2 separate regions of the Homo sapiens genome follow, and region 2 is linked to region 1. A link is a loop called in an ENCODE intact Hi-C map of the cell type or tissue named here. Cell type or tissue: Calu3. All regions are shown on one strand.

What was found. Hi-C counts contacts between places; a loop is a spot of excess contacts. Peaks named below come from ENCODE experiments on the same cell type or tissue, not always from the same donor. Only the 100,000 strongest peaks of a DNase experiment are listed, where the experiment ranks them.
Region 2: it touches region 1 in a loop (2.9-fold over the local background); 1 of 110 quality-filtered maps calls a loop at or near these places.

The regions. Positions count from the first base shown.
Region 1 is chr2:31,734,426-31,739,425 of GRCh38, reverse strand. No RefSeq gene overlaps it. Among named protein-coding and RNA genes, the nearest start is that of LINC01946, 67 kb to the left of the region's middle. In Calu3, no CTCF peak of the experiment used is centred here; a DNase peak (open chromatin) is centred at 2,515.
Region 2 is chr2:31,783,058-31,788,057 of GRCh38, reverse strand. No RefSeq gene overlaps it. Among named protein-coding and RNA genes, the nearest start is that of LINC01946, 18 kb to the left of the region's middle. In Calu3, no CTCF peak of the experiment used is centred here; DNase peaks (open chromatin) are centred at 1,987 and 4,337.

The sequences.
Region 1 (5,000 bases):
ACTAGAATTAACCACAAGAAAACAGAGCCTGAAAATTGGATTCTAGTTTGGGTTAATTATTCATATGAGTGGAACTGAGATATGCGTATTTCCAGAGTCATACGATTGCATCACAATCACTCAGATTATCATTGTTAGTAGCAAGGGATAAAGTGCAGGTGAAAAGAAAAGTGTTGGTAGATTACGTCCTAAAGACACAAATAAATTTTGTAAGCAGGTGGGTCAGACTCCTGGGGGAGTTCCCTTCAACAGACTAATGAGAGAGGAAAAAACTCGCTTAAAGATGGTACATTGACACATGGGTGGCTCTGACAGTAAGGAAAGAAAGATCTATTGTTTATTCAGTTGTGTGCCCGCTGGAAGATGACACTTTGTGAGTGGGGTGCTGTACTATAAGAAGTGGTATATGCTATGAGCTAAGAAGTTATACAAAGTGCTGTTTCTTCCATTTTTTCCCATTATCCCATAGTCTACAAATGGGGGTGGAGTTACCTGGCTTCTCTTTCTATTTTACCTAATAACCCATTCACATACATTTTGCTTTCCATTTCTGCAACTTTTGCCTCTGTTCTTCTGAAGAACCTCCAAAGTGTCTTCCATATCAGTCCCATTTTTATAGATAAGGAAACCTAGGCAAACAGAGGTTAAGTAACTTGCCTAAATTCACATAGCTGTCAAGTGGAAAGGCCAAGCTCAAACCAGTCTGTCAGACTCCAAAGCCCATGATTCTTTGATTATACTCCGAAGAAGACAAAGCAGGAATGTAGGCTAAAAGAAGGTAGGCAAATGGTATGAGCAAAGAGGTTTATGTAAAGTTTCAGTCACCAGGATAAACAAAGCAAAACTCAGTAGGACCCTTTTGCAATAATTTCAAATCCTATGATAGGAAACACAGAAGGATTGGGTGGAAGGAGACCTTCTAGCTATGGAGCCTCCTAGTGTGAAGGGCAAGTGCACCAACCCCAGCCCCACCTCCCCAGCACACTATTTTTGTGCATGTGGTTGTTAGGGAGCTAATGCCAGGATAGAGCCCAGAATTAACCCCAGAGAACATCAGAGCTATATGTTCTTCATGCACTTGGCAATTCTCAAGTGCCATACCTTTGCTAAGTGACTGGGAAAGGTAAGTGTTTACTTAGGATATTGCAGGGCAAGACTTCGAGGGAATCTGTTAGATACAAGTTTAAATTCTCTTAAATCTAGGGTAGTGCTCAGAGGGATCCAAGACCTCAAAGAGCATTTTTGGGTCCTGGCCTGATATTGTTTGGAATCCTGAGTTGCTCCTGGCATCTGGAGGAGCTGGAGGGTTGTCTGGCTGCTTGAAAAGGCCAAGAAAATCCTGCCATTTCATCTTCCCAATGTGTTACAGAAAAGTTTCCCAAGCTTGTGAATGGAGTGTCAATTCCAAACTTTGTCCCTTTGGGCCAGCAGAAAGCATTGAGTCCTCTTATAAAAGCAGATCATTCAGAGTGGAGAAACAGCAAAGTTTTAAAGTGGAATGTGATGTGTGTGTGTGTGTGTGTGTGTGTGTGTGTGTGTGTGTGTGTGTCCCTTAGAAGAAAGCCTCTTTCAGAATGGAAAACATTTAGTATTAATTGTTGTGAGGTGTCCTCATTAAACTTCCCATTGCTCTGTGCAAGGTCATGGTAGGTGCTCAAAGGGACTGGACAGATGCAGAACAAGTGTAAAAGGGAATGCTCAGGTGTAAAAGAGCAGTGCCCACCTCTGTCTCTGGCTCTCTTCCTCCTGGGGTTTGCCCTTACAAATTGCTCCTGGGTTTTTAACTGTGCTGGGGAGTTGCTACTACTACATACAGCCCTCAGGGCACAGTTCCTTCCAGGACACTCAGAGTATCTGCATCAGTGTTACCTGGAATGGCACTGAAAATGCAGATTCCTCATATGGAATCCAGATTACCCTGACATGTTACTTAGAAAAGCTTCTCTGGGTATTCTTACAAATGAAAGTCTAGACCATTTCTGCAGGGGCTTCTACCTGTTACCCAATATTGACAGTCAATTCTAAGAGCTTTATCTATATTTTTTCATTTAATCTTGACAATATTCCCCCGGTTAAGAACTATTATTATCTCCAGAATTTTTACAGAAGCTGAACATGAGGCACAGGGAAAGTAAATAACTTGTTCCGGGTCACATAGCAATTAGTGGAGTCAGCATTCGAACTCAGAGAGTTTACAGAAAACATGCTCTTAGTCATTATGGTAAGCCCTGTGGATTAATCCTTCTTTTCTTTATGTTGATCAAGATCAAATTGTGTTTTTTCTTCTTGCTGATGAACTTTGCTAAGGGATGAAGGGGAAACACATTTTCAGTGGAGAATTTCTTTATCCCTTCTACATAAGAACTGTCTGGACATGGTAGGTTTGGTTGACATAGCTTCCCCAGAGCAATCCACGTCCTGTCCTTAACTCATGAGGAAACACTTTGCCTCCACTCTGCTCCAACCTGCCCTTTCGACCTTACTTCCTGCTCCGGTGCAGGAACCTGGCTCCAGGTCAGCAGATCTATATACTTCCTCATGCCTACATCTTGGCCTAGCCAGTGTGGTTGCTTTGGCTTTCCCACCTAGTAAAGGACAAACATATGCTTATGCAATCTTCAAAGACCAGCCAGTTCAAATATTCCCTTTTCAGAGAAGGTATCAGAAAGTCCACAAAAAGCCTTTATCTTGTGAGGTCCCAGGGCCACTTAGCAGCCTGAGACCCACTTTTTGGGGCTTCTTTCCTCTCCTGTAGCAGGCGCAATGCTTAGCTACCTTTTCTCTTATAGCTTCTCTAGCTGAGTGGGGGCGGGCTTTGTTTGCTTCTTGACTTGTGAAGAGTGGGTTTCTCATTGTCCTGAAGGCAGATACATGGCCCTTTCCACTTGAAGAGTTTTAGTCCCATTCGTTATGCAAGCATCAAAAATCTTGCAGCTTAAGGAAACTTACTTTATTTTGTCATCGCCTCTGGTTCACAGCTCAATTCTCTTCCTGAGATGGTTACTGAGATAAACTTTCTCCTCCATGTTTTTCCCCTGAGGATGAAGTTTCATTAGCCTCTCTCCTCTTGTCAATGCCCACAAGTGAATACAATGCAGTTATCTTGGTGCAGTGCTCTCTGTCCAAAGTAGGGGCCTTGAGTTTCGACTTCTTTAACACATTTTGGCAGGCCTGTGTTCTGCTCAGAAGGGCTACCTTCAGACATTTCCTCTGAAAAGTCTGTCCTGCCCATTTCTTCCTGAGGTGAGCTCCTCAATTTTTAGGTCATGTATGAGAGAACAGCTCTACTTTTACTATATAATCACCATTACTCTAAGTGTACATGCTTTAATATTGTGATATTATAATATCACAATGTTATAGTTACACAAATAATACTGAGTAGAACCATTCCTCCTGAAAGGAAGTCAAGAACAGTAGAGAAGAGAGAGGCTTGATGAGGTTACTTACATGAGGGCGTGATCTATTCACCGTTTTGCTCTGACCAAAAAGGAGGAACCTAACAGATATTTCTCAAGACAGGAAAAGGAGGGAATCTGCTACCTTTTGGGCTCTGGAGGTTAGTCAGTGATGTGAAGCAGAGAGATCCTGGGGAAGAAGTGGGCCTTAGGAGGCACTATAATGAAGGGGCTGAAGGGAGGACCCAGGAGTCAATGAGGTGGATTTCCATCTGGCTGTTCCATTCACCAGCTGTGGAACCTTAATGTAGACATATTAATGAATTGCTGTGTCTTTATCTATTAGATAATAATAATTATCCCTACTTTGTAGAATTGTTGTGAAGGCTGATGAGTTAATATGTGTGAAGTGCAAACGAGAATGCTTGACATATAGTAAATGCTGTATAAGTGTTGGCTACCTAAAGGCCATATGACCACTGAGAGAAAGGAAAAGAAGGAGAGATGAAATGAGGGAGAGCAGGAGAGAAATGTGTTTGGGGAAAAACACAGAACTTACAGGTGGAGGGACTTTCAGGAAATCCGAGGAAGCATCTGGTCAGCAAATAGAGCAGAAAGTCAGGAAAGGGTGCTTGGATCAGGGAGGGAAATGTATACCTTGAGGAAGCAGGGGGCCAGGAGCTCTCATGAGAGGAAGAGATGGATGGAGAATCTAATTGGTGCACCTCCTTGGTCCTGTAGGAATACTGAGGGACCCAAAGAAGAGAGTGAGAAGGCATGTGTATCTCACCAGACCTCAAAGTGGTGCCCAGCCAGAGTCTCATGGGCTTGGGTATCTCAGAAGTTTGGCCTCAGGTGCAATTAAGACACAGATGAAAGAGCCCTTGACAACCAGGATGTTGTGCCAGCCAAGTCAAGTTGTAGCCAGGTTTCTGTTACTTTAAGATGAAGAAACTATGTTCAATTACTTTACCACTCAGGAGGATATTTAAATTATCCCATTTTCCTTAGCAAAGAAAAGAAACTATAGTCTGGTCTCAGCCAAAGTTATAACTGCGAGCAGAAGCCATTTGGGGAGTGTTTTCTTAAATTTTTATGTGCATCAGAATCACTACCTGGTCTGAGTGGAGCCTGGCAGTTGCGTGTTTAAGAGGGAACCATGTTATTTTGATGTTTACCAAAAAGTTTAGGAAACACTTCTCTCTCAATGCTTTTCAATCTTTAATGTACACACACATTACCTGGGGATTTTGTTAAAGTGAGGATTCTGAAGGTCTGAGGTGAGACTTGAGATTCTGCATTTCTAGCAAGCTCCCACGTGATGCTGATGCTGCTGGTCTGAGGACGACATGGCTTAAAATATTGTCCCCGTTTTGTTTTATTTGAACATTTTTATGGATATATAATTGTTTTACATATTTATGGGGGTACATGTGATATTTTGATTTAAGCATACAATATGTAATGAACAAATCAAGGTAATTGAGATATCCATCACCTTAAACATTTATCATTTTTTTGTGTTGGGAACATTCCAATTCCACTTTTTTAGTAATTCTTAAATATACAGTAAATTATTGTTAACTATAGTCATGCTATTGT
Region 2 (5,000 bases), 49 kb before region 1:
GTATGCATTCAATGCTATACATTTCCCTCTAAGCACTGTTTTCACTGCACCTCACTAATTTTGATATGTTGTATCTTTATTTAAAATATTTTAAAAATTCTCTTGAGATATCTTCTGTCACCCATGTATTAGTTGGAATTGTGTTGTTTAGTCTTCAAGTAACTTGGGATTCTCCAGCTATCTTTTTGTTATTGATTTCTAGATTATTCCATCGTGGTCTAAGAGAAGACATTGTATGATTTCTATTCTTTTAAATTTGTTAAAATATTTTTTGTGGCTCAGAATGGGATCTATCTTGGTGAATGTCCCATGTGAGCTTGACAAGAATGTGTAATCCACTGTTGTTGGATGGACTAGTCTATAGAAGTTAATTATATCCAGTTGATTGATAGGGCTGTTGAGTTCAACTACACACTTAATGATTTTCTGCCTGCTGCATCTGCCCATTCTGATAGAGGGGTGTTAAAGTCTTCAACTTTAATGTGGATTCACCTATTTTTCCTAGCAGTTCTATCAGTTTTTTCCTCCACATATGTTGATGTTCTAATTTGTGAACAAATTAAGGATTGTTAAGCCTTCTTGGAGAATTGACCCCCTTCTCATTATGTAATGTCCCTTTTAATCCCTGATAACTTTCCTTGCTCTGAAGTCTGCTCTGTCTGAAATTAATATAGCTGTTGCCACTTTATTTTGATTAGTGTTAGCATGGTATTTCTTTCTCTATTACTTTACTTTTAATCTGTATGTATCTTTATATTTAAAGAGAGTTTCATGTAGGCAACATATAGCTGGGTCTTGTTTTTTGATCCACTTTAACAATCTCTTTTTAAAAATTGGTGTAAACAGACCATTGATGTTTAAGGTGATTATTGATATAGTTGGATTAATATCTACCATATTTGTGACTGTTTTCTACTTGTCACATGTGTTCTCTGTTCCTGTATTGTCTTCCACACTTTTTTTTTGCCTTTGTGGTTTTAATTGAGCATTTTATAAGGTTCATTTTTTCTCCTTTTTTTAGCATGTCAATTATAGTTCTTTTTAAACTTTTAAAAGTGGTTGCCCTAGAGTTTGCAATATACATTTACAATTAGTCCAAATCTGCTTTTAAATAACATGATACTGCTTCATGCATAGTGCAAGTACCTTATAGCAATAAAATATTTCTGATTCTTTCCTCCTATCCCTTGTATCATTGCTGTCATTCATTCACTTATACGTACATACTTATATGTTCCTTGACTTATGACAGGGTTATGTCCTGATAAACCCATCATAGGTCATAAATATTGTGAGTAAAAAATACATTTAATACACTTCACCTACCAAACATTACAGTTTAGCCTAGCCTAAGTGGTTTTCTTTAGGAAACAGTGCTGCTAAAACACAACATGGGAGCAGAAGCAATTTAAAATGTTCAAGACATTAAATGCAGGACTGTGACTCTATGTTGCCATTTAATATGCTTTGTATTGTAGGATATAAAAACTAACCCCCATCTATGGAATGTTAAGCTGATACCCAAGACAGTCAAAAACACTCATAATTCAATATCCCACACTATTTCCTGGTTGTACCAAAAAATAAACAACCCAGCAAATGATTTCACCTCTTAAAAAAAAGCATTTATACTGATATTCACTGTGAAGACCTTGTGGAACTCTTCTACATTAAACTCACAATTGTGTGTGTGTGTGTATGTGTTTATTTTGTGAAGACACCAAATATATATTGTCTTATCCAACAATACTTCTTCAGTTCTCTGGTTCTCCAACACCAACTAGATGTCTGACGATTCAATTCAGTTCTGACACTGACTTCCCAGATTTAGCATCAGGCTCTCCTGGTTTAAGGAGTTGGTGCCACAATATTTCCTTTGCTTCAGGTGTCAGTCACAAGCATTGAGTCACCCGTATTTCTGACTTACTGGCTATAAATTGGGCATTTCCACACTTCCCTCCTCAATGTTAATGATTTGCTAGAATGGCTCACAGAACTCAGAAAACTACATTACTTGGCCATTGCTGATTAACTCAATCTCCAGTTCCTCTCTCCTTCCTGGAGGCTGGGCAAGGCTTAATCTTTCTGGTGATCAGCCCCCATCCTGAAGCTATGTATGGGCTACCAAGAGTTGTCTCATTAAAACAAAAGATGCTCCTATAACCCTTATTACTCAGGAAATTTCAAGGGTTTTGGGACCTCTGTGCCAGAAACTGGTGACAAAGACCAATTTTTTTTTTGGTTATACCATAGCCCCCTATGACTGGGTCCTTCTGGAGTTTTAAAACAACTTTTATTTTAGGTTCAGGGGTGCATGTGAAAGTTTGTTGTATAGGTAAACTCATGTCATGGGGGTTTGATGTACAGATTATTTTATCACCCAGGTAGTAAGCCTAGTACTCAATAGTTTTCTGCTCCTCTTCCTCGTACCACTCTCCACCCTCTGGTAGGCCCCAGTATTTGTTGTTCTGCTCTTTGTGTCCATGTGTTCTCATCATTTAACTCCCACTTCCAAGTGAGAACATGCAGTATTTGGTTTTCTGTTCCTGCATTAATCTCCTAAGGATAATGCCTCCAGCTCCATTCATGTTCCTGCAAAGAACATGATATTCTTTTTTATGGCTGCATAGAATTCCATGGTGTATATGTACCATATTTTCTTTATCCAGTGTACCATTGATGGGAATTTAGGTTGATTGTATGTCTTTGTTATTGTGAATAATAACAAAGTGAATAATAGTGCTGCAGTGAACATATGCATGCATGTGCCTTTAGGATAAAGTGATTTATATTCCTTTGGGAACATATCCTGTAATGGGATTGCTTGGTTGAATGGTAGTTCTGTTTTCAGCTGTTTGAGGAATTGCCACATGGCTTTCCACAATGGTTGAACCAATTTACATGCCTATCAACAGTGTATAAGTGTTCCCCTTTTCTCTGCAACCTTGCCAACATCTGCTATTCTTTGACTTTTTATTAATAGCCATTCTGACTGGTGTGAGGAGGTATCTTGCTGTGGTTTTGATTTGCATTTTTCTAGTGATCAGTGATATTGAGCTTTTTTTTCATATGCTTATGGGCTGCATATATGTCTTCTTTTGAAAAGTTTCTGTTCACATCCTTTGCCCAATTTTTTTATTTTTATTTTTTTAAAGACAGGGTCTGGCTCTGTTGCCCAGGCTGGAGTGCCGTAGTGTGATCTCAGCTCACTGCAATATCTGCTTCCTGAGCTCAGGTGATCCTCCTGCCTCAGCCTCTTGAGTAGCTGGGACTACAGTCACGTACCACCATGCCTGGTTAATTTTTGTGTTTTTAAAAGAGATGGGGTTTTGCCATGTTGCCCAGGCTGGTCTCGAATGCCCTGAGCTCAAGTGATCTGCCTGCCTTGGTCTTCCAAAGTGCTAGGATTACAGGCCTGAGCTACCACTCCCAGCCTCTTTGCCCACCTTTTAATGGGGTTGTCTTTTTCCTTGTAAATTTGTTTAAGTTTCTTATATGTGCTGAATATTAGCCCTTTGTCATATGCATAGTTTGCAGATATTTTCTCCTATTCTGTAGGTTGTCTGTTTACTCTCTTGATAGTTTCTTTTGCTGTGCAGAAGGTCTTAAGTTTAATTAGATCCCATTTGTCAATTTTCGCTTTTGTTGCGATTGCTTTTGGTGTCTTTGTCATGAAATCTTTGCCAGTTCCTATGTCCAGAATGGTATATCCTAGGTTATCTTCTAGGGTTTTTATAGTTTTGGGTTTTACATTTAAATCTTCAACCCATCTTGTGTTGATTTTTGTATATGGTGTAAGGAAGGGGTCCAGTTTCAATCTTCTGCATTTGACTAGCCAGTTATTCCAGCACCATTTATTGAATAGGGAGTCCTTTCCCTGTTGCTTATTTTTGTCAACTTTATTAAATATCTATTGGGGGAACCAGCCCCCAATATTTCAACATAGGTTCTTTTCTATTTTCCCTAAGTGTCAGCCAGTCTGAGAAATAAAGAGAAAGAGTACAAAGAGTAGAATTTTACAGCTGGGCTGCCAGGGGTGACATCACATATTGGCTGGTTCTGTGATGCCCACCTGAGCTGCAAAACCAGCAAGTTTTTATTAGGGATTCTAAAAGGGGAGGGGGTGTATGAACAGGGAGTAAGTAACAAAGATCACATGCTTCAAAGGGTAATAAAAGATCACAAGGCAAAGGCAAAATTAGAATTACTGATGAAGGTCTGTGTCCCACTGTGCATGCATTGTCTTGATAAACATCTTAACAGGAAACAGGGTTTGAGAGCAGACAACCGGTCTGACTAGAATTTACCAGGCTGGAATTTCCCAATCCTGGTAAGCCTGAGGGCACTGCAGGAGACCAGGGCATATTTCAGTCCTTATCTCAACCGCATAAGACAGACACTCCCAGAGCGGCTGTCTATAGACCTACACCCAGGAATGCATTCCTTCCCCAGGGCTATTCCTTGCTGGGAAAAGAATTCAGCGACATTTCTCCTACTTGCACATCCATCTATAGGTTTTCTGCGAGAAGAAAAATATGGCTGTATTCTGCCTGACCCCACAGGCAGTCACACCTTATGTTATCTTTCCTTGTTCTCTGAAAATCGCTGTTATTCTGTTCTTTTTCAGGGTGCACTGATTTCATATTGTTCAAACACACGTATTTTACAATCAATTTGTACAGTTAACATAATCATCACAGGTCCTGAGGTGATGTACATTCTCAGCTTACAAAGATAATGTGGTTAAGAAATTAAAGACATGCATAAGAAATTATAAGAGTATTGATTGGAGAAGTGATAAATGTCCATGAAATCTTCACAATTTATGTTCAGAGATTGCAATAAAGACAGGCATAAGAAATTATAAAAGTATTAATTTTGGGAACTGATAAATGTCCATGAAATCTTCACAATTTATATTCTTCTGCTGTGGTTCCAGCTGGTCCCTCTGTTCGGGGTTCCTGACTTCCCGCAACAAATATCAGACGATTGTAGGTGTG